3 separate regions of the Mus musculus genome follow, and all the other regions are linked to region 3. A link is a loop called in an ENCODE intact Hi-C map of the cell type or tissue named here. Cell type or tissue: gastrocnemius. All regions are shown on one strand.

Region 1 (8,000 bases), 690 kb before region 3:
TGAAACAAATAATAATTTTGAAATAAAATATTTGTAAGTAGAACAGAAATTGTGGCAATTATAATTTGATTCATTATAAGTAGATTATATGTGTGTAGGTATGCAGTAAAAATAATATATTAAGTCAACTAGTGAATACATGAAGTGACATAAAACTGACAGCAGCAGGCAGACCAGTGATGACTGACCCAGAACATTGTGAACCTGTTTGAATGCACATATTTTACCAGACAATTGATAATTTAGGATCCACACTTTTATGCAAGTCTCCACACCTGAACTCATTTTTATTTGTTGTTGTTGTTTGTTTGTTTGTTTTTTTGTTTTTTGTTTTGTTTTTGTGCCTAGATCTTAATGGCCAATGATTCACACTAGGAGAAGTAAAAATGGTGCTTAAAAAGACACAATTAGTTTTTACCCTAATATGCTTACTTACACAGCATCTTTCTTTATGTGTCATCTAATTCTTTACAGATCTTCAAACTTCACTCTTAATTCACTCTGCCCTTTTGTGGGTAAAGTAATCATACACACAGACTTTGCTGTCCAGTCTTCCAGTGCTCTAAATTGAAATGTGATGTTTCTGTGTCAATGTTCTTATATCAATTGAATCCTTAAAATATCATTCGTAAATGTTTATGTTCATAATCCTCATTTATGCTCTTATGCTCTAGGGCCCCCCAGGATCACAAGGACCAAGAGGGGACCGAGGCCCTAAAGGAAGACCTGTAAGTGTACATGAAATGAGCTGATTTGCACTTTCTACCTTTGAGGCACTGTTAACAATAAATTCTACAAAATCTATGTTCGTGAAATGATCTTTTAGCTGTCCAAATTCAGAGCAAATTACTGCATGAAAATTATTGCCCACTGTTTACTAGAGAGATAGTATAACTGAAATCACTTATCCTTTATAAAGTCAAATTAAAATCAATTTAACTTAAGAAACAGGGTTAGTGAATTGTGGTGAGATCGCATGTTATCATTCATTGGTAAATAATGAGAAGAATGTGTAGCCAAGGTAAAACACCCGAACTCTATGACTTTTAGTTAGCAGTGAAATACACAACTGGATAGAGGAAAAAGACATTAATTAATGAGTAAAATTTACACAGAAAATTTATTTACTTCTAGTGTCCTTAAAAGGCATCTAAACATTTCACCAAAAACAGAACACTTTTACAATGGAGCTGTCATCAGGGATGGAATTCATAGGCCTGTAGGTGAATGACAGTTCCCCCAAGCAAGTTGGAACCATTTGTGGTGGGAAGAAACTACATTCTCTCATTCTGCTGTGCATTCTCCATTGCTGTCCCACTGAACTACTTCACAGAATTAATAGTTTAAAAGCTTTTAGCTCTTCAGGTGTCACTAGAGAATGAAAATGATAGGCAGAAGGTGAATTCAATTGGGTGGAGTCAGGGTGGTTACACAGAAAACATATTTTACCAATGTACTTGTACTACACACACACACACACACACACACACACCTCTATCTATCTGTCTGTCTATCTGTCTATCTATCTATCTATCTATCTATCTATCTATCTATCTATCTATCTATCTATCATCTATCTACTTATCTATCTAGATCTAGATATTTGATGACACTGCCCAATGACACATGGAAGTTGCTATGAAAATAATGATTGCAGATTCAGAGTTTCTGGCTAGAAAACTATGAGTTTAATCCCTATCCCCTGTCCCTTTTTTTCTTTCATAGCGAGGTAGTTGTTTCCTCTCTTAGTCCCACGGGAGAGAATGTTGATCAGCTATAATTCTGTGTTTGGGTATAAAAATAAAAGCAGCTATTTAAAAGAGTATAGAGCAACTACTACTGCAGGTGACTTCTTTCTTCTTCTTCTTCTTCTTCTTCTTCTTCTTCTTCTTCTTCTTCTTCTTCTTCTTCCTCTTCCTCTTCCTCTTCCTCTTCCTCTTCCTCTTCCTCTTCCTCTTCCTCTTCTTCTTCTTCTTCTTCTTCTTCTTCTTCTTCTTCTCCTTCTCTTCCTCTTCCTTCTCTTTTTTCTCTTCCTCTTCCTCTTCCTCCTCTCCTCCTCCTCCTCCTCCTCCTCCTCCTCCTCCTCCTCCTCCTCCTCCTCCTCCTCCTCTTTCCAACTCTCCCCAAATATACTTCTCTGTTTCTTTGAGAAAAGAGCAGGCTTCCCAGTGATATCAACTGAACACAGAGTAACAAATGCAATAAGACTAGGCATAACCCCTCAGACCATGGCTGTATAATGCAACCTGGTAGAAGATTTTTCCCCACAATCAGGTAAAAGAGTCAGATGCTCTCACTCTCACTGTTAGGAGTCCAATAACAACAGAAAAACCCCAGTTAAACAACCACAGCATGTATGCAGATGCCTCATTAAGGCCTTGTGGTTGCTGCTTTTAGATTCTTTGAGCCTGGGCTAGAGAGATGGTTCAGGGATTAAGAGCACTGACTGCTCTTCCAGAGATCCTGAGTTCAAATCCCAGCAACTACATGTTGGCTCACAACTATCTGTAATGGAATCTGATTCCTTCTTCCGGTGTATCTGAAGATAACTACAGTGCACTCATCATATTTATAAGACAAATAAAATCTTTAGATTCTTTGAACCCTTGTGAGCCCTGTTTAGTTGATTCTGTAGACTCTGTTCTACTGGTGTCCTTCATCCCTCTGGCTTCTACAATCATTCCTACCCCCCTTCTTGTATGAATACATTCCTCTGATAGTCTGAGCAGTGGTAATATATGTGATTTGTAGTTTTTGCTGATTATCTTGGTATAAATACCATCACTAATTTCTAGCTACAAGCATATCACAGAATACTGATAGGTAGAAGATTTTGATTCATAACACAATCCTCCTTGGATATATTTGCTGGATTGAGGTCTTTACTGTCACAATAAGGAGTGGTATAAAAATAATTCCAGTTTCTAGTACTATCAAACAATACAAATCATTTACATCATGTAATGTGGTTTCTCAACTTTAACACTATAAAAGCCTTGAACCAGATAACTCCTTATATGTTGTGGGATTGTTGTCAGTTCTACCTACCAGATGCCAGTAGCAACCCTCATTTCTCTTCTAATTGTTGCAAATAAAAATGAATTGATGCTGCCAAATCTAGGCAAAATTGTACTGGATTGAGTAGTAGTAATTAGATAGAAACTCATGAAGCCAGTGACCACCATGATTCTGTCATCAAAAGTCCCTGGTTTAGAGTGTATTATTCAAATTGCTTCACACTCAAAGGTTTTTAGTCTAGAGTACATTATTATCCAGGTTACTTCATGTTGACAAACTCGTCATTTATCTGGAGATGAACATTCAATCATATGTTAAGTACAAATTGCATGTGACACCTAAGGAGTCACCTGTGCAGTGAAACATGCACCAATTATTGCAGCTGTAACATTCCATAATGTACCCATGTGAGTGGTTACGTGTGCAGGACTTTGTGCAATCAAACTGCTAACCCGCAGGAGGTACAAAGTTCTTGTGGAGTGTGCAGCTTTTCTTCATGTGAACGTTTAAAGTTTGCCACCTAGTGGCCATCCACAAGTACTTTTATGCAGAGTGCTGCCTGAGAGTATTCTGGGGGATGGAAGAAAAATGATGATACACAGAACATTTCCTTCCCCAACACAAAATTTATATGACTAACTTTAATTGGAAATATGAAATGTATTTTAATGTATCCCCAATTATAGTTTATTTTTATTTTCATCAGCAAAATGTCTACATAATGTTTTTCTTATTCTCATTAAATTTCATTTTGTTTTAGAAAAATTTCATAAATGTTTATTAATTTAAATCTCAAATTGTGCTAGACCAAAACACAATGGATATTTAAAGGCGATTCCAGGAGACTAGAGAAGAGTCCAAATCAGACCCAGCTTGGTATCTGATCCATCTTAACCAACGAATACATTAGCAGTTTAGAGAGTTAAACTAACCAGATCTCTTTTGGTTCACATAAAAAAATAAATATTTTTTTTCTGTTTTTTGGAACTGTTTTTGGAGTTAACATTTTATTTTATTTTATTTTTTTAAGATTTATTTTATTTATTATATGTAAGTACACTGTAGCTGTCTTCAGACACACCAGAAGAGGGCGTCAGATTTCGTTACAGATGGTTGTGAGCCACCATGTGGTTGCTGGGATTTGAACTCTGGACCTTCGGAAGAGCAGTTGGGTGCTCTTACCCACTGAGCCATCTCACCAGCCCCAACATTTTATTTTTGTTACCTTTTTTGTATATAATAACAGTTATCATTTAATAGTTTAATTGGGGGGCAGTGAGAACCATGAATAAGCTCAAGTACTTCTCCAGTGTTCTGGTGTAGAGGTAAAAGGTGTCTACACACTGTGTGATCCAGGAGCCTGACTCAAAAGCTGGAATCAGCTTGCTCATGCCTAAAGAAAGAGCTTAGCGAATTGCCAGTAGTTTAGGGGCAAGAAGGAGGTTGATTTTTTAAATGTAGAAATATTTTTCAAGAAGTTTTGAATTTTCTAGACTGACTTTTCTACCTAAATACAAAGGCATAAATGGCTTTTTTTTTTTTTTTTTGGCCCAATACTGAAAGACATGGATTCTTGAATATAGCAAAGTATGGTTAACCAGCTGCTTCAGCTTGTTAATATTGCTGCATTATTGGTCCTAACTGTGGGCCAAGAAGAGCTACCCTCTTGACTAAGAATTAGAAGCTTCCGTTATTTTTTAACAGCAGCATACCACTTTACTTAAACTCCATGTTTAGTGATAAAAGTGAAATTATCTGGTGACTAATGTGTTCTTCTCTTTCTTATCGGAACTTATTAAGACTTTTAAGATTAACACACAGACACACACACACACACACATGCATGCACACATTCACATGTCTGATGTGAATGATGAAGCTGGGAGATGTAGCTTTTTCAGACTTGAGGACTTGGCTATTTCCCAAGCTGTCCTCAGAATGTGGGTTAGGAGGAGGGCGGGGCTTGGCAGCATGGCTTAGTGATCACTCCTCTGAGAACTAGACTCTGCTGGATCACAGTGCCTTGCCTCTGAATTCTCGTTGGTCTGGTTGACCACTTGGGTGAGAAGGAAAATAAAATGTGCCAGACTTAAAGTATAGAAGAGTGAAATGGGCAAATGTTATCCACAATGTTGGAGAACAACCATGCACCAGATATTCTGCAAGTCTTGTGTACTTTGGAAGATGAAATAGACCAAAAAACTCTACTGAGGTCTTTTATACTTTTGGATAAGATAGGGTGGACTCGGGTTAAGCAGGCTCTTTCTAGTTAACTATAACATGTTGTAACAAGACAGACGAGTGAATTTAGAACCTGTTTTTAAAATTCACATAAGCATCAAAATCTCACCAAACAAAGCTCATTCTAAATGCTGCTAAAGTGAAGTGATTTTCTGATTATTCTAAGATTTCATACATCAAGTACAATTCTTACCAAGACTACATTTCCATAGCAGAAGTGCTGGACTGTGTTGACACTGACAGTGTTTAGATTGTCTGTTTGTAATTATCATGACTGCTATCTAAAACTGCTTTTAGCTTTCTACGGACACATTTTAAGATGGTTCTAATGACAGCTGGTTTTCTTTTCTAGGGTCCTCGTGGTCCTCAGGGAATTGATGGAGAGCCAGGTGTGCCTGGTCAGCCAGGTGCTCCAGGGCCTCCTGGGCACCCCTCTCACCCAGGACCTGATGGCATGAGCAGGGTGAGTTGTGTGTTCTGGTTAGTGTAACAACTAGGTTACATGAAAGTCATTAATTCATTCTTATGTTATTAGACTGTATCAGTTCAGAGGTTGATGGCTTACTCCAAAACCTGTATAGTAAATGTGGACCTCCTATGAACAACAGTGAAACTGATAAATCCATGATAGATTGTTGGAAAAACACAAAGTGTTATTTTCTGAAGGCTTGTATCAAACTATTTGCTTTTATTCCAAACCTTTGGGTATCCCATCCCACGGGATTCAGTTATTTGTGGGTGCAAGGGGGAACGCAAACCTGGAAGGAAATGGGAGGAAGAGAAAGAGAAACAGGAGACCAAGAAGATGGTACCTATCAAGGTCTCGTTTATTATGCTGAGGTGCCTTCCTTTTAAAGCATACATCATGGGGAATAGGGGAGGGGTCGAGGGGGAATTTTACAAAGAACAAAGAAGTGGGCATCTGCTGACATGGGGGCCGAAGTCAGGCGCCAGGCAGAGGGCACTCTGCATCTTATCTCTGGAACATAGATCCTCCTTGACAGCCTTGGGTGTCAGGCCAGGCTCAGGCGTAACTCATGTCCTTGGATGTCATGGGAGTTCAGGAAGAGATAGGGAAGAGGGGACTATAATTCAGCTTTTACAGCCTCAGGTTCCAGGAAGGGAATAGGGGGGAAGGGGGTGATAACCAGCTCCTAGCACAAGGCCATTTGGCCTGTTAGGGAGATTGTGAAGGGCTCACTTTCTCATGGGATGGTCTCTGACATTTGGGTTTTTTTGTTTTTTTGTTTGTTTGTTTTTTTCTGGTTGACCAAGGCACTGTCCACACAATGAACTAAAGAACATACATTTCTGTCCTGCTGTTTCCCAGACTACAAAAACACTGACAAAATCAATCCTCTGGGAGAGGATGCATGTCTATGATGATGGAAAGAGCAGGAAGTTGTACAGACTCTTGGGGCAGACCTTTTTGTCATCATGACAAATGCTGACAAGAAACAGTTTAAACAATAAAGGATTTGTTTTAGTTCACAGTGTGAGAAGTTTCCATCCATGGTTGCTTGCTCCATTGTTTCTAAGTCTCTGCTGGGGCAGAGCATTATGGACTAATGTGGGGAGATTAAATACTCCCCTTCTCCCTGGCCAGGAGAGAAGACAAATAAAGGAAAAGGTTTTGGAAAAGACATAGGTCTCAAGAACATGCCCCCAGTGACTAATTTTATTCAGCTAGACCTCATTTGTGTTTCTAAATCTCTCATCAGTGGATGGAGTCATTGATCAGGCAATTCCATAGACAAGTTACTTCCCAACAGTCTACTTGTAAACATTACACTGGGAACTAAGATTTTATTTTTTTTATATTTATTTATTTTTGAGATGCTCCCCTACCCCTATGAGTTTCAGATTTTCATTCATTCTTCTGGTCATCTGGCCTTCTTTCCTGTCCTTCCCCACACCTGATCCTGAAACCACCCCTATTCCCCTTCCCATCCTCTCCCTCACCCAGTCTCCTTCCTCCATCTTCTTCCTATGATTATTTTATTACCCCTTCTAAGTGACAGTTAAGCTTCCTCACTTGTGACTTCTTTCCTGTTTAGCTTCTTTGGGTCTGTGGAGTGGAGTGTGGGTAACCTGTATTTTATGGCTAATATCTACTCATAAGTCAGTACATACCATACATGTCCATTTGTGTCTGGGATACCTCTCTCAGAATGATATTCTCAAGTTCCACCAATTTGCCTACACAATTCATGATGTCTTTATTTTTAATAGCTGAGTAGTATTCCATTGTGTAGATGTACCACATTTTCTTTATCCATTCTCCAGTTGAGGGAAAATTAAGTTGTTTCTGGTTCGGGGTTATTTTGAATAAAGTTGCTATGAACATAGTTGAGAAAGTGGGGGGGGGCAAGATTTTAACACAGACCTTTTTTGGGGGGGTATGTTGGTGGAGCCACAGCCAAACCACAACAGGATTACAAATATTCCTTAAATGTTTATATCCTACTTTAATCAAATAAAATGCTTTGTTCTGTCTACGCAATTGAACTCTTGGTGGAGGCATATGCTACTTAGTATATCACATAGTACAGGTCAACTTATGGAGTCTGAAGATTATTAGTATTTTACAACTGTTCATGCATTTGCTTCTAATTGAAGAATGGTCTGCTTATTTTTTGAACAATACAGATATTTCCCCACTATAATCTGGAAATTAATAAAGCTGCTGAAATATAGTTGAACAATTTTGGCCAGTTTAATTGCCAGAGTATCTTAAAGGT
Region 2 (8,000 bases), 190 kb after region 3:
TTGTCCTGTTCTTATGAATAACACAAGGAACCTAAAAACAGGTAATATGTTTTACTGTTGACATAGTATCTATTAGCTAAACTAAAAATTAAATATTTCACAAGTATCACATATCACCAACTCACCAACTAACAAGTTCACAAGTTATAGATGTTCATACAGACAACAAATGAATTAACACATACAGATAAACAAACAAAGCTGAGTTCAGTGCTAAAATCTTGACAGAGAAACAAGGCTCATATTCAGCACATAACAAATACTAAAGGAGTCAACCCATCAGTGGCTCCAAAATCTAGCATAGAATCCATATGGAAATTGTTGTGCTTATCACCAGTTAGTTTCTACACTACAAATGTATTTTAGTTTCTCAAATGTTGCTTCTAAGAAAGGCGGGCTAGCAAGGAGGCTCATGCCTGGAATTCCTGAACTCAAAAGATGGAATGAGGCTGGTGGATTGCCTCTTTTCCAGTGTATACCAGCCTTGGATACATGAATAGTGAGTTACCAGGTATTCCGGGATACAGAATGAGGTACTACCTCAAAAGCACCAAAAAAATGAATGTGCAAACATTGATAAACAACTAAATAAGCACAATTTTGCAAACATGCTTGTTAACGTTTCATAAAGAAAAATATAAGCTATGCTTCAAAATTAACTGTTTTTTAATATAAAGATAAACAAATAGCAATGAATTATTCTCTTCTGCTTAACAAAATGACTCAGCCTTTATTATAACAAAATCTCACTCAACATGCTCAGCAATGAAAATCTGAAAACCAAGCTGGCCTAAGACTTTTCATACTTCTAGTCCTGAGATATTGCACACTCTTGGACCTGAGTCACTTCACACTCCTAGGCCAGAGATATTGAACACTCCTAGGCCTGAGACATGGCACCCTCCTAGGCTTGAGACACTGTGCACTCCGAGCCCTGGCTCCTGACTCTGGCTCTCACACTTGCCCCTTTGATAAGAGCAACCCTCATGCCTCATCCAAGAGGGTTTTGTTTTTTTCCAACAGATTAAGTTGTTCAAAGTGCTGAGACTAAATGGCATGAGTAATCCAGACCCAAATACATCTACAGCATAATTCATACGCCTAAAGCTCAGGGAAAACTCTGTTAGAAGAGGAAGGACAAGGACAGCTACTGCCAGACAGAGAACTCAGACATGATGGAAAAACCTCACTCATGAAACGTCAACAACACAGTCACCTAACAAGATCAACGTAATGACAATACTAGCTGATATGACAATGTGAATGTGCATCTTTCACAAGGTCCCATCCCTCCACGAAGAGCTACAGTCAATCAGTGGCTTTGAGAGAAGAGTTTCCTCCCGGGACTGGATCCTTGACACAAGTTACTTTATCCCAAGTGGTCATCCTAAACATACCAGTAACAGTAAGTGAAAGTAGTAAGGTTTTTCTTAGTTGTGTGTGTGTGTGTGTGTGTGTGTGTGTGTGTGTGTGTGTGATATATGAAGAGATTAACTTGACAAATTGTGGGAAAAGGACAGGAGATGTTAAATCAGAAAGGGAGGAGTAGCAATAATATCAATGCAGTCATACTATAGCTATGAATAAAAGGTAAAAAATAAGTTTACAGAAATATTATTGTGCACGTATAACAGATATAAACAACTCAATTTTATTCTCATAGACTCAGTGAGAAAAGTCATGACCTTTAAAAAAAAGCTTTTCACATCACTTGATCCCTTTAGTGACCTTGGGAATGTGTAGAGGAAAGTTTATTTTGCAAGTGGAAAAACTAAAGTCATGGTAAAGAAAGACACTTTGCACAGGGTGATTCATAAAGTCAACCTCAGAGAGAAGAGTGACATTTACAACCTCAAACTCCAACATTCAGAAGGAATACAAACCACATTTGCTTTTTACCCTTTACCTCCCATGCCTACCTCATCCACCTCACTAAGGAACAAATTGAGGGACAGATTAAATAGAAGCAAAGATAATAAAGAAAAGGGTCTGAATTTCAGATAAGGCTCAGGGTTTCTAGATTGCCTGGAATTGAGAAAGGAGCAGTAAGTTTGCACCCTGATTTATCCTGCTTCAGGGAAAGGAGGAAGATTTGTTTATTATGGGGGCTCTTCTGTAATACAAGAAAGACATACTAGATGAATTTTCCCCTTTAATTCTATGATCCCAAATCCAAGCTATCTGAAATTAATTGAATTAATCAATTTAGGTGGAAAACCATCTGCTCAGTGCTGGTCTTTCATTCTTACTGGCCATGAAAACAAAGAAGAAAGGTCAAGGCCTGAAGGACTGAAGTGGCAGCTAACAAGGTGCATCTGGAGAAGACCGAGTAACAGGGTAAGCACACGCAAACTGTTGCTATTTCAGAGCAAGGGTGGAAAGGACCACACTTCCCTTTGGGCCTTCTTAACTCTCCTTGATATTCAACTGCATTCTATGCTTAGTCAATTGTTTTTGTTTTTATTTTTTTCCCCAAAGACTCTTAGTCATTTAAAGTTTTCATTTTAAAAGAACCCCCCTATTTAAGCCCCAGTACCACCACCAAGCCATTCAAATTATGCCCTGCAACTTCCCGAGTCTCTTTCAGGCCTGCCTACTGAGTTCAGTCTAGTTTGGCTGCCTGCCAGATTCTTCCATTCTTTTCTTGTCAGTCTTAAAAACTTGGGAAATGCTCCTGGACAGCTCAAGGAGAGTTTAATTATGCAGTGAAGCAGTACCTTAGTCTCACCGTTGTTTCTAGAAAAGCTTGCAGACACCAGCGTCCAAACTCTCCCATTCGGTGGGTTTTCTAGCAATTTCTAGCTATTTGATTATGAGGAAGAAGGAGGGAAAGGCTGGCAGAGCAACCAGGCAATTTGCAAAACTGAAAAAAAAAATCCAATTCCTTTCAGGATTTTCCACCTCTCATCGTTTACTCTGTTTTCTAATTCGTACTCTTTTACGACCTGTTCAGCCATATGGACTACATAAAATCATAGGTATCCTGGCCTCTGCAAGCCCTAGAATTAATAGAATTGACAGAGTCTAGAAAGTTTTCATTCTTAAATGTTGGTGCAGCATTTTTAAAAGCAGACAGAATACACAGTTATTAAATCTTCCTAATTGATATTATGTTGTCAAACAGACTGAAATATCGCACGTAAATGTCTATTAACAAAGACAAGCTCCATCAAGAAAAACTAAGACGCTGTGTGTGTGTGTGTGCGTGTGCGTGTGTGTGTGTGTGTGTGTGTGTGTGTCGGGGTGAGGTAGGGGTGTTCCTTGACTGCCAGCCCACACTTGAGAGTTTCCCCAACAGCAGCTGTATCTCCCTCACTCTACCTTGGCACGCTATTTCTAGCTGCAGCGTTCAGCTTCCTGTTCAAGTCCCATTCTACATTGTAAACACATTCCAAGAAAACTAGACTGCCCAGAGTTCCCTCCTGCAAACAGGGAAATCAGCCCAGCAGCCCCAGGATAGAGAGCCAGTTGGGCCACCACCAGGAGGTGGACCAGAGCAAGCAAGCTTGGCAAGCTGAGTCCCACTAACATAACGCCCGCAGAAGCGGGGATCTGACCGGCCTAGCCAAAGGGCAGCCGCATGGACACCGCCCGAGAGTGGGGGCCCTACCCACGTAGGGCTTTAAAGTATCTGCGGCCCAGTCACAAGCTCCTTGCCGCCTCCCCTGCCGCTGCCCACATTTTTACAGCGACCCAAACAAAGCGAGACCAAGCTGGAGGAAGTTGGCTCTCGGGTCGCCTAGTTGACCCAGCGATGCCTCCTTTTGCTGAGCAGCCTCTGTTCCATGCACCCGCAGCGGGCGGGATGGTCCAGCGTCCCCCCACCGCTTGCTCCCGACGCCTGCTAGCCCCCACCTCGCCCAGAAGTTCCTCCTTGGGTCGAGGGGAGGATGCGGCGGGAAGGCACAGGGCTGGCGTCCCTGGGTGGCCCCATCTTCCTCCCTCACTGCCCCCGCCTGCAGCAACAGGTCCCTCTTTCAGTGCCCACAGACTCCCTGTGCCCTCGGGGTCGGAATCTGCGCAACCTATAAGCGGTCGCAGCCCGGTGCCCTCCTCACCCTCCTGCTAACTGCGCTTTCCTCTCGGGGTCTGTTCCTGGTTCCGCGCCACCTGGCCATAGCTGGCCGGACCAGAGACGCTCCCGCTTCCTACCCTGGCTTGTAGAGGGATGCGGTCGCAGGGCTGGGGCAGGCACAGGAGCTCCGGGAACCGTGGCCCACGATCGCGTGTTCGTATCCCACAGGAAAACTTTGTGCAGGTTCGAAAGGCACTGGGCTCCGGACCCTAGGGCTCTGGTCCTCTCCCTCCTTCTAATCCGCTGAAGCCCAAACTGGTGCTGGCGACGGCAGGGGCTGGGTCGGGACTCCCGGTTGCTGAGGGCTAGGATCGCCGGGCTCCCCCTCTCGGCCAGAAGAAAACTCCGGCTCTGTGTGCGCACTAGGGACGCTGGTGGGGTTTTCTGCAGTAATGCAGAACTGTCCTGCTTTTAAAGGCAGACCTGGAGAGGTTAGGGAGTAAGACAGAAAGAAACCGGTTTCCAGAAGAAGCTGTCCATTCTTATTTCAGACGGAGAGAAAACACCGGCCCCGCCCCACTTCCACAGCTCCAGGTTTCCTTTTAAACCTCCTCCCACAGATGCTGTTTGGTAAGAATTTAAAACACCTCTGAGGTTTAACAAAAAAGAAAGTGACACAGAAAGGGCATAAATATAAGTGAGGAGGGCTCTCCACAGCCTCGTGAAACGCAGCTGCAGGGACTAGACTTTTTCTTTTCTTTTTTCTTTTCTTCTCTTCTCTTCTCTTCTCTTCTCTTCTCTTCTCTTCTCTTCTCTTCTCTTCTTTCTTTCTTTCTTTCTTCCTTCCTTTCTTTCTTTCTTTCTTTCTTTCTTTCTTTCTTTCTCTTTTAAACTCTGTCTGAATCTTTGCACGTTACCCCTCCCCCCCGTGGGGCGGTGAAAGGTAGCTGGTCCCTGGTTGAGCTAAGGCTAAATGCCCAGGAGACCATGAAGGGACAGTAGGAGTTTTTGCCTGCTCCTGGACACCAGGCCTCTGTCACTAGCTGTAGCCCCACCTCCATCCTCCATAGATTTGTGGTCATCAGTTACATAAGCGCAACTCCCCAAGCCCCTCCACAGGTAGAGGATATGACCTGTGGTCACATAGGCTCAAATCTAATCTCTATTTTAATGAGGTACTCTCCCTGTAAAAGGTATTTAATCTCAGGCCCACCCTGAGAAGGGGGGTATGGTTTTACACATCCACTTTCTGCCATGACAATAAATGCCTTAAAACCAAGGACTGCCTCTTTTCTTCAGGATCTGCCGCAGGGAGACACGGAGATGACCTTTGTCTACAGAGCCACTGTGTAATCTTCCATAGAAGGCCTCTCTGTGCTCCCAGCCAGGACCCAAGCCCAAGCTAAACTCAAGCCAAGGACTCTCCCCTGAGACCAGCCAGAGCTCCTCCCTTCTTTCCCCCACCCTGGCCCTGGGCTAGATCCAACCCTCGGGCCCCCACTCTGCTTTCAGCTCTTCCTCAGCTTCCAGCCGCACCTGGATGTCCAAGAGCCTGAGAACCAGAAGACCAGGTCTTATCACAGGCCTGGGGAGCTCCAAGCCAGCTCTGGCTGTCCTGCACCTCAGGCTGTGCTTCCCCACCCCCGGAGCAGAGTCCCGTGGCTTCCCTGCAGCCCAACACCCACCCAGGGACAGTGTGGGGTAAGTCCTGTCAAGATTCCCAAGCGCCGGTGCCCTGTAGTGGAGTGGACTTGGGACCCACAACCCTACATCCCCCTACTCCAACACCCTCCCTCCAAAATAATAGGACAACTTTCTCGACAGCCACATTCTACTTATTAGCAATCTTTCTGTGCTTACCTCAGAATTCAGAACAGAAATGGTGTGGAGTTGAGAGGAAAACAGCAAACCATTCCTTTTTTTCTGTAGACCAGGCTGGCCTCGAACTTGAACTCAGAAATTCGCCTCTCTCTGTCTCCCAAGTGCTGGGATTAAAGGCATGCGCCACCACACCCAGCCACAGCAAACTATTCTTAAATGAGCCTGGTAAACTTCTGACTGGGAAAAGAAGAAGAACACATCCTCATAAGAGAGAATCTTGGAGCGTGAGAGGACCGCTGAGAACCTTTCTGGGAAGATAATCCTTAAAATTTAGCTGTCCCAATTTTAGTTCGGATGTAAAAATAAAGGGGAAAGATATAAAGCGGTTTACACGGCTAACATGCGTAAATATCGATGTGCTTTGGAACATGATGTAGTCCAAGCCAGGGCAGAGGCAGCAGAGGGACCGAAATCCATTTCAGACCCCTTTCTTACTCTTTCTCTTTTCCAGGACACTCTTGTTACCTATCCAATTACAATAGGAGAAAAGACTTAGGTGTTATTTATAGTTTATGGCAGTCAAGTGTACAGGGGTTAAAATAGACGAGTTTTAGAGAAAGAAGACAGAAAAAAAAAAAAGGTTCTTAAACATTCCATCATATTTTGCTGTAATTTGAAGAGACAGGATATGCTAGTGGAAATTCCTCTCCAAACATTTTATAAGTGAGTGAGCCTTTTCGGATACTTGTTGCATTAAAAAGACCCAACCTCTCAGTATTTCCAACAGAAACAATGTGGAGATCATGTAGTCTAAGCAAACTCCTTTGTTTGGAACCTAAGGTAAAGGAAGGTCAGAGATGTTAGGTGATTTCCTGACTCCACGTTTAGATCGCGTGAATTTGGCTCGTGGGTTTCTTTTCTTTCTTTCTTTCTTTCTTTCTTTCTTTCTTTCTTTCTTTCTTTCTTTTTTCCTTGCTTGCTTTCCCCTTTATCAAAATAAATAAGCATACATTGAAATTACTATAACAGAGAGGATGAGTATGTAGCTCATTTTATTGGCTCCTTGTCTAATGTGCACCATAAAAATAGATGTGGTGACACACACAAGTGAACCCAGCACTCAGGAGATAGAAATAGGAAGTTTACCATTATCTTAGGCATATAACTTGTTAAAGGAAAGCTTGGGATACACAGAACCCTAAAAAAAAAAAAAAAAAAAAAAAAAAAAAAAAAAAAAAAAAAAAAAAAAAAAAAGAAAGAAAGGAAGGAAGGAAGGAAGGAAGGAAATTACAACAAAAACACTTGAAAACAAGTATAGTAGTTTTTTCTGTAAATAATCGTAAATAATTCATGAATAATTATGGGTAATTAAGCAATGCCATTTGCATAATGATTTTATCAGTATAGCTATCACCTAAGAATACCTGTAAATACTGGGTATTTTAATGCAGTTGTAAAAGATTCTAGAATACTAGAATACTAGACTCCATAGAGTCTAGTCTAGCATAGAATACTAGACTCCCAAGAATATACTAGATTAAGAAACAGCAGATCTTTTTCAATTAACAACTCTTCTTAAATATAGGACCAAAAGAAAGTATCTGATTACAGAGATGAACATTATAAACTCCAGTCTACAAACTACTGGAGAGCATGTTCTTTTAGCTGTTCATTTGCCTCTACTAGCTTTTAAAAGGACTTTTAACCCCTTTCTCACTAAACTCCATGGTGAAACTGGTCTGCCTTTGGAGAGCTAAGGCCTGGGTTCTCGGAGCTACAACCCGGTGTTCCCCTCTCAGTAAGAGTCTCCTTTGCAGCCTTGTCCTCATTGCCTGATTAAAACCATTTCCTGAAGATCTGAGTTCGTTCTTTATTTAGATCTGTGTTCCCTATCTATGACAGGTCAAAGTTACTACACAGAAAACAAATTATTACTACAAAGTATATTCAGTGTTGGATGGATACTTGAAAACACACGAGTCTCCGCAGCTGCCTCTTTCCAGACATTGCACATAATGCGCATCAGTGTATGCTTTTGTAGTTTCTCAGAAAACTTAAAGTCTCTAAATTAGCTCTTGTGTAAGTTATGTTCATTGTCTAACTTTCAAACTGAACTTCTTTAGGAAATGGCTTGGAGGTATAAAGATCCCAAGGATGTTAGAAC
Region 3 (8,000 bases):
CTCTAGACCCCTTCTCTTTGGGTTGGCTATCATTAACTTATTTATCATTTATTTAAACATTTATTATTAAATCTATATTTTAATATAATATTTATTTAATTTTATTTAATGATTCAGTTTAATTTAATTAATTAATGAATACATGCCATATTTGCCTTTTGGGATCAGGAATACCTCATTTAGGATTTTTTTTTTCCTAGTTCTATCCATTTGCCTGCAAATTTTATGGTGGTGTTTTTGTAACAGCTGAGTAATACTCCAGTGTATAAATGTACCACAATTTTGTTTTGTTGTGTTTTGTTTTGTTTTGAATGTGATTTATGTTGAGGGACATCTAGGTTGTTTCCCGTTTCTACCTATTAGAAATAAAGCAGCAATATCCTTATGGTAGCATGAAACATCCTTTGTGCCTATAGCATAGCTGGATGGTGAGGCAGATCAGTTTCTAACATTCTGTGGAATGCCCATATTGATTTCCGTATGTTCAAGCTTGCATTGCTACCAGCACTGGAAACGTAGTGCCCTTCCCCACAACCTGGATAACGTGAGCTGTCATTTGTGTTATTCATCTTGGCGGTTCTGAGAGATGTAGGATGAAATGTCAGAGTTGCAATTAATTTGCTATTCCCTGATAGCTAAGGATATTGAACACTTATTTAAAATTTTCTCAGCCATTTGAGATTCCATTACTGATCATTCTCTGTTTAGATCCATGCCTCATTTTTAATTGGAATATTTGGTTTTTTTGTTTGTTTGTTATCTCTATTAGATGTGGAGTTGTTAAAAATCTTTCTCCATTCTGTAGACTGCCCCTTTGTCTTACTGATGGTGTCCTTTGTTTTACAGAAGATTTTCAGTTTCAGGAGGTCGCATTTATTAATTGTGGATCTTAACACCTGAGCTATCAGTCTTGAGTTAATAAAGTCGTCTCTTGTGCTAATGCATTCAAGGCTATCCCCACTTCCTCTTCTATCAAGTTCCGTGTGTCAGATTTTATGTTGAGGTATTTAATCCACTTGGACCTGAATTTTGTGCAGTGTAATGAATATAAATCTATTTTCCTTCTTCTACAGACACCCAGTTAGAGCAGCATTATTTGCTGAAAGTGATTTTTTCCCCAGTATGTAATTCTAGCTTTATTATAAAAATAAGGTGTCCATAAGTTTGTGTATTCATATCTAGTAATTTAATTATATTTCATTGATGAATGAGTCTGTTTTCATGACAACAATATGTAGCTTTATTAGTATAGCTGTGCAGTTCAACTTGAAATTAGCAACACAAAGACATACAGTGGTTCTTTTATTGTTCAAGATTTTTTTTTTTTATTTTTAGCCATCCTGGTTTTTTGGGATTGTTTGTTTGTTTGTTTGTTTTTGCTTGTTTCTTTGTTTCTGCTTTTCCATATGAAGTAGAGAATTGTCTTTTTCAGGTCTCTAAAGAATTGTCTTGGCATATACAGCAGAGGACTACTGGGTCTGGGTTTATTCAGAGAAGATGCACCTAACCCTCATGAAGACAGGAGGGTGGGGAGGAGGTATGGGATGTGCAACAGTCAGAGGGTGGACCAGGAGAGGAATAAAATCTGGAGTATAAAAATAAATAAATAAATAAATAAATCCCCAAAATATGAAAAAAAAACTGCAATGAGAAAAAAAAGAATTGTGTTGGAATTTTGACAGAGATTTCATTGAATTTGTAGATTGCTTTGGTAAGATGGCCAGTTTTACTATATTAATCTCACTGATCCATGCGCATAGGAGATCTTTCTATCTTCTGATGTCTTCTTTAAATTCCTCAAAGACTTTAAATTTTTATAGTACAGGTCTTTCATTTTCATGGCTAGAGTTACCCCAAGATATTTTATATTATTTGAGGCTATTGTGAAAGGTATTATTTTCCTGATTGTTCCTCAGTCTGTTTGGCATTTGTATATAGGAGAACTATTCTTCTTCTTCTTCTTCTTCTTCTTCTTCTTCTTCTTCTTCTTCTTCTTCTTCTTCTTCTTCTTCTTCTTCTTCTTTAATTAATCTCATATGCATCCACTTTGCTGGATACTTTGCTGGTGTTTATCAGCTGTAAGAGTTCTCTGGTGGGATTTTAGGATCACTTATGTATCCTATCATATAATCTGCAAATTATTTGGCACTACTTTGTGTTTCTCCTACTTAGTTGCTAAATAATTGCTAATAATCATGGTTTTTGTATATAACTAAGTTCTAGATAACTGGTCAGTTGAATAAAAAGTAAAAGAAAAACAGAAATACGGTACACAGAGTGAAATACAGCGCTGAAGACCCCGGCTGACTAACATGTCTTGTCAGTATCTTCTAAAGGCTATATATCACACTGAAGCTGCTTTGTGTGTATAAAATGAGCTTCACCCACTAGGGCCTTTCAAACTGGGTCCATAAGACATTGATCCCAATGTTCAGTGTGTACTCATACAGAAACATAACAAATGGTAAACACAAATTGAGTCCTGGTATTTGCCCTGAATGTACTGAACCAGACCCCTTCTGAAAACGAACTTTATTATGACAGCAGTGCTAAGTTCTTTTAGATACCTATCATTTTCTTAAATGTCAGCTTAAGCATAAGTAAACAGGAAAAAATTCTGTTTGTTTCAGCAAACAGAATATGGGAACATTTCAGTTATTACACAAATCATTACATTAAAGTTTACAAACTTGGAATTCTCTACAGTCACAGACTAGTCAGCATTCAAATCTTTAGAAGCATTTTGCTAAAACTCAAGCAGATACCATGAGGTACAGAGGTAGGAAAATAGCATTGTTGAAAATTTGTTACGATTTTCATCACCCTGCATTATGTTTATATTTTGAATTATTATCAAAAGTCAAAAAAGCCATTACATTTAAAATGCAAACTTTGAAAGACTTTGAAAGGGGAGTAAATATAAATAGCATTTTTAATTACATGAGAAAAATCTGAGTATAACAGTATAATATATGTACAAACGAGTCAGGAAATATGGGTTTGAGAAAAATAAGCAGAAAATCAAAATGAGGTAATGAGCAATTGGTACTTTCTATTTCTAGTGGAGCCACAGCGCCACCATCTGGTCTCATCTATATGACAGCAAAATTAAAATATGTGTAAATATTGATTGTATCATAGCTTCTGATAACAGATACAACATAAAAGAAATATTAAAACAAATTTACATAAAAACCATTGTCTTCCTCATGTTCACTAGTAAAATATTCTCTCCTAATATATACATATCCTTTCCTGAGAAACAAATTTTTCAGCCAAAATATTTGTTAAATGCATATTGTGAGAGATATACATTTAATAAAACCTACTGCCCACTAGGTGTACATTAAAACTCTTACTGCTTTCCATTATATTCCACAATATTATTTCAGTTCTAAGTATGAAATTATACAGAAATGTCATATAATACATATAGCCATAGTTTTAAAAGTCATTGAAGTTCGTTTCGGGTATGAGATATGGAATGAAGAATTCCCAAGATATAAAGGAATGTTGCCAATATAATTGTTCTTTTAAGACACTTTCTAATTTGAATAAATATTAGGTAAAACACCTAATATTCCCATGGAATAAATGTATGACCTGGAAATCAAAATTAGAATAAGATTGTGCCTCATGCAGTAAATTATGGGAGTAGCCACACAGAAGAAAAGCTAACTTTGTGAATATAAGTCTGTAGACCTCTGACATCATGAGGATACCCATTATCTTGAAGGAAATACCCTAGCTGTAAAATCTCGGTGGGGCTGACTGTTGAGAAGTGAGCTATTTCATAAGCATGCTTGTGGCAAAAGGGTTTCGCAGGAAACTTGCAGAACATGAGTTTTGGGGGTTGCATACATTTTACTCCATAAATTACTCATGAATATTTGGGGTGTTTATTCAATATTTTCTTCTGCTTTCTTAGTCACACAAGCTCCCCTAAAGCTGCTCATTGGCATGGCCCATTAGGGTATCCTTAGTATTCTGCTTTGGAATGAACACTAACTGTTTTCAACTGGTAGATATGATATCTTAATTGTTAGAGATTTATATAAAGTTCCTACTAGTTGTGATTTAGAGCATGGAGTACATATTGTCCAGGACATAGAAAGGGAGATCACTGACTATAAACATTGATTGAGTTCTGCCTTAAAAGTCTTTAGTTACTGTAAGAAATTATACTATAGAAAAATATATTACGTACAGAAAAATAATTGCATGAATATGTCTATAATTCAAAATGTCTCCCTGAACAGGTGGTATTTATTTAATTGTAATTTAAAGAGAATTTAAGTTATCTTTTAATTTAAGGAGTAATTTAAACAGATATCTATGTTTTAGCTTCTGCCAATCTGTTGATGACACAAGATCATTACACTAGCCGTTTCTCTGAAGAGCTCTTACCTTCAGCTTCCTGACAGCATCTCTCACAACTTCTGTTCCCTTTGGCTGCTCCACTTCGGTACTGCCAAGAAACTGAACATGAGCATCCATGAGACACAGACTTTAGTAAACCCATCACTGAACCCTCTGGAGCTGATAGTGTGTATGAGAAAGTTAGGCAAAAATTCAAACCCAAATCTTAATGAAGGAGAACAATTGTTGCTCAGTTTCTATATACTACATGAAAATGCATTGACTATTTGCAATTCTTATTTTTCAAAAGTTATTTTTCTTAACATGTCATACCTATGTTTTTTTTTTTATTTGAAGATTCTTACTGGAATGAAAAGTGAAATTATTTCATTGGGATAAATTATTTCAAAGAGATAAATTCAGTCTCAACAGTTAAGAGTGAGTAAATGCTAACTCTGTACTTGCTAATCATACTGGCTTCACGTTATCAAAACTCCTTTTTCTCAAGGCTAAAATACAATCGGACTGATGTGCACTAATGAAAGTTTAAAATCATAGAATATACAAATACATGCTTTGATTAGGTCCTAGTAATAGTTCTCAGTTTGCAGCAGAGCCAGAACATTTGTACATATCAGAGCTTCAGAGCTGATTAAAAGGTGCGTATTTAACATTTAAACCAAGAATGTACCATGTTAGATCATGTAAAGGATAAACGGTTCAAAAAGAAAAGAATTAACAACAACCAGTTTTTTTTTTTTAGATCAGAATTAATCCATATAGCAGACTCTTTTTCTCAAGCTCTCTGAATATTTCAAAGCCATTGGCAGATGCATCACTAACGTCCTATTAGCAAGGAGAGTGGGAAAAGAAGAATTTTTATATGCAAACAAAACTTGAGCTAGGAGGGCATGCCATGTCAATTCCAGACAGTATCAATAACTGATAATAATTTTATAGAGTAAGAGTCATACTTTGACAGAAATGACAGGAGTCATAAATATTATATGCAAATATACCCCTATGGGAAAAATGTGGACAAACTCCAGAAGATTCATAGTAAATCCATAAACATCAATACTCCAAGACTGTTTTAACACCACTTTTGATAGGCTTTACCTTTAAGTAAGCTAATGGTATTGAATGAAAGTACGTCTTAATGTAGACCTCGCTACATTAATTTTATCAAATTTTACCTTACATAGTTAAAAAATACACTTAGAGCCTATCATCGTTCCTTATCCCTGCACTCCCTGCACTAGAAAGATTGAGGCAGGGAATCATAGGCCAACCTGGGCTACATAGTGAGTTAAAGACCAGCACAGGCTACAAAGTAGAGCAAGTACATACATACACATACATACATACACACTCACATACAATACACAAACACATACACATTTATATACATATTTACATACAAAATACATGCACACACATACATGTATATATATTCACACACATATGTATACCCATATATACTTATACACATATACATATACACAGAGGCACATACATGTTTAATACATACAAATACATATAAATACATACGAATACATACAAATACATACAAATACATACAAATACATAAAACATAAATACATAAAACTTGATTTTATAACTGAAAGGATTTACTTCTTATATTTCCTCTTCATTTTCAAATTTCAAAAGCTGTAATCCCTAAATTAAGTACACGCTACTTATGTGCATCCCGTGTTCTTTATAAAGTATTGGTGAAACTCAAACAAAATATAAGGTACTAGAATACACTCTAGACTTAGACTGTGGATATATTAGAAAATTAATCAGCCTAGGTCTTTATCTGACTTTTCTATAAAAGAATATTAACATTGTTCTTCATTCATTGCAAAATCATCTTAAAGAGCAACTGAAATAACATAAAAATAGCAATGTGCTTTATAAATATGATAAATGCCATTCCTTGTTTATTTGTATGTCAACAGACGCGTTCTGTTCTCTAGCTTCTAGAGGAAAATTTGGAAGATGTTGTAAGAAGATAAGGAATGGTGAATTAGAGACCAGGAACCTATGGAAAGGTCACCATGAAATCAATTATATTTATATTAAAGAATGCCTTTTAAAATGATGAGGACTCCAATAACTATGTCTACAAACTTGGAGCTTAGAAGAAACTGTCCTAGTGGTGTGTGTGTGTGTGTGTGTGTGTGTGTGTGTGTGTGAGAGAGAGAGAGAGAGAGAGAGAGAGAGAGAGGCAGAGACAGAGACAGAGAGACAGAGATATAGAGACAGAGAGAGGAAGAGAGGGAAGGAGAAAAGAAAGGAAGGGAGGGAGGGAGGGAGGAAGGGAGAGAAGGAGACTAGGAGACTAGTGATGTCACAGGGCTTTAGGATGAAAACTGCAAGGACCTTGGACTCACAGGGAGTTGTTGTTTTCTCAGAAAATACTATTACAGAAGGACTTGGGTGAATTTTCAGAAAAAAAAATAGCAAGAGAAAATGCAATGTGAGGTCACTAACAACGTGAAAGAAATAGAGCTAGCAGTACAGTCCAGCATTCTGCTGGCAGCAACATAAATGTCCATCTTTTGAAATTTCCTTACCTACAATAGAAATGTTTGGTACATTCTTAGTCTGTATGGCAACGTGGTGTATATATATTTTTTTAATTGACAAACTATACCATCTCTTTGTTTTAATGTTTCAAAATGACTTTGATAAATACAGAACAACTGTAGATGTAACTCTACACAGAGAATGAAAATCTCTCAGTTCAATGTACTAGAAAACTTATGATCTAGGCAGTTGCACAAAGAATAGGCATTTTGTAGTCTACAGTCTATTGAAATTGAAAGTATAGAAATATCCATTAAGTTTGCTAGTGTATAAAATATTTGTTTCATGGAATTTTTAAAGATTATATTACAGTATGTCACATTTGATTAATATTTATCAAATATTTATAACTACCAATGGGTTAAAGCAGCATATACCTCATTGAGTTGTTATCCTTTTCTCTCAATGATTCCTTCATCCCATTATATTCACCATAAGCACTATATAAAAGTATGGACAAGTTTGAGAATTGTATCCTCATTTTCAAGGATTCCTTAAAATGAACTCTTTTGAGGTTCATGCCTCTTTGCCAGCAGAGAGCAGTCTTGCACATCAACAGGGAGCCATTTAAAATGCCTTGTCTGCTCCCTCAAATATGTAAGAATCACTCTAGAAATAAAGTTAAAAACAAAAGCAAATAGAAGATTGACTGAATCTGCCATGAAATGTGTCACTATTTAGCACATGAAGGAATTATTTAAAAATAAAAATATGAAATGTATATTTTACTTCTATCAAATTCAAAATATGCCAATTTATTGTATATATTTACTTCATAATTGGTTTTGAAATGTTAATAGAACTACATATATGTTAAAGTATACAAAATTTTAAGACTAAGATTAATAAAGAATATTGGTGCTGTATTAACTAATGATATTCTGATTAAAGAAAAATAGATTAATGAGAACATATCTTTGTAAGCAAAAACACAGACTATAAATATAATAGGATGGATTTTCTATGTCAGGTTAACATCATCATACTATGATTTTTTTTAAAGTGCCTTTTAACCTTTTTGCTTCTCAATCAATTTAGTAGATTAG

Evidence for each region. A loop is a pair of places that touch in the nucleus more often than their neighbours do. Peaks named below come from ENCODE experiments on the same cell type or tissue, not always from the same donor. Only the 100,000 strongest peaks of a DNase experiment are listed, where the experiment ranks them.
Region 1: a loop joins it to region 3, with 5 times the contacts of the local background. A loop is called at or near these places in 5 of 42 quality-filtered maps.
Region 2: a loop joins it to region 3, with 4 times the contacts of the local background. A loop is called at or near these places in 14 of 42 quality-filtered maps.

Annotation. Positions count from the first base shown.
Region 1 is chr1:45,427,620-45,435,619 of GRCm38, reverse strand. It overlaps Col5a2 (collagen, type V, alpha 2), which reads left to right. Exons shown (of 54, transcript NM_007737.2): 6 at 675-728; 7 at 5,612-5,722. Among named protein-coding and RNA genes, the nearest start is that of Col5a2, 72 kb to the left of the region's middle. In gastrocnemius, a CTCF peak has its summit at 3,540 (motif pointing left); DNase peaks (open chromatin) are centred at 3,514 and 4,986; H3K27ac peaks cover 1,907 bases.
Region 2 is chr1:44,548,025-44,556,024 of GRCm38, reverse strand. It overlaps Gulp1 (GULP, engulfment adaptor PTB domain containing 1), which reads right to left and starts at 4,354. Exons shown (of 11, transcript NM_028450.3): 1 at 4,153-4,354. It overlaps Gm39635 (a long non-coding RNA gene), which reads left to right and starts at 4,568. Exons shown (of 3, transcript XR_865406.1): 1 at 4,568-4,645; 2 at 5,315-5,716. In gastrocnemius, CTCF peaks have their summits at 3,489 and 4,401; DNase peaks (open chromatin) are centred at 4,073, 4,340, 5,499, 5,629 and 2 more places; H3K4me3 peaks cover 2,728 bases; H3K27ac peaks cover 2,846 bases.
Region 3 is chr1:44,740,953-44,748,952 of GRCm38, reverse strand. It overlaps Gulp1 (GULP, engulfment adaptor PTB domain containing 1), which reads right to left. Exons shown (of 11, transcript NM_028450.3): 4 at 4,408-4,479. It overlaps 4930521E06Rik (RIKEN cDNA 4930521E06 gene), which reads left to right and starts at 4,004. Exons shown (of 3, transcript NR_040602.1): 1 at 4,004-4,021; 2 at 4,717-4,797. In gastrocnemius, CTCF peaks have their summits at 3,078 (motif pointing left) and 7,495 (motif pointing right); a DNase peak (open chromatin) is centred at 3,078.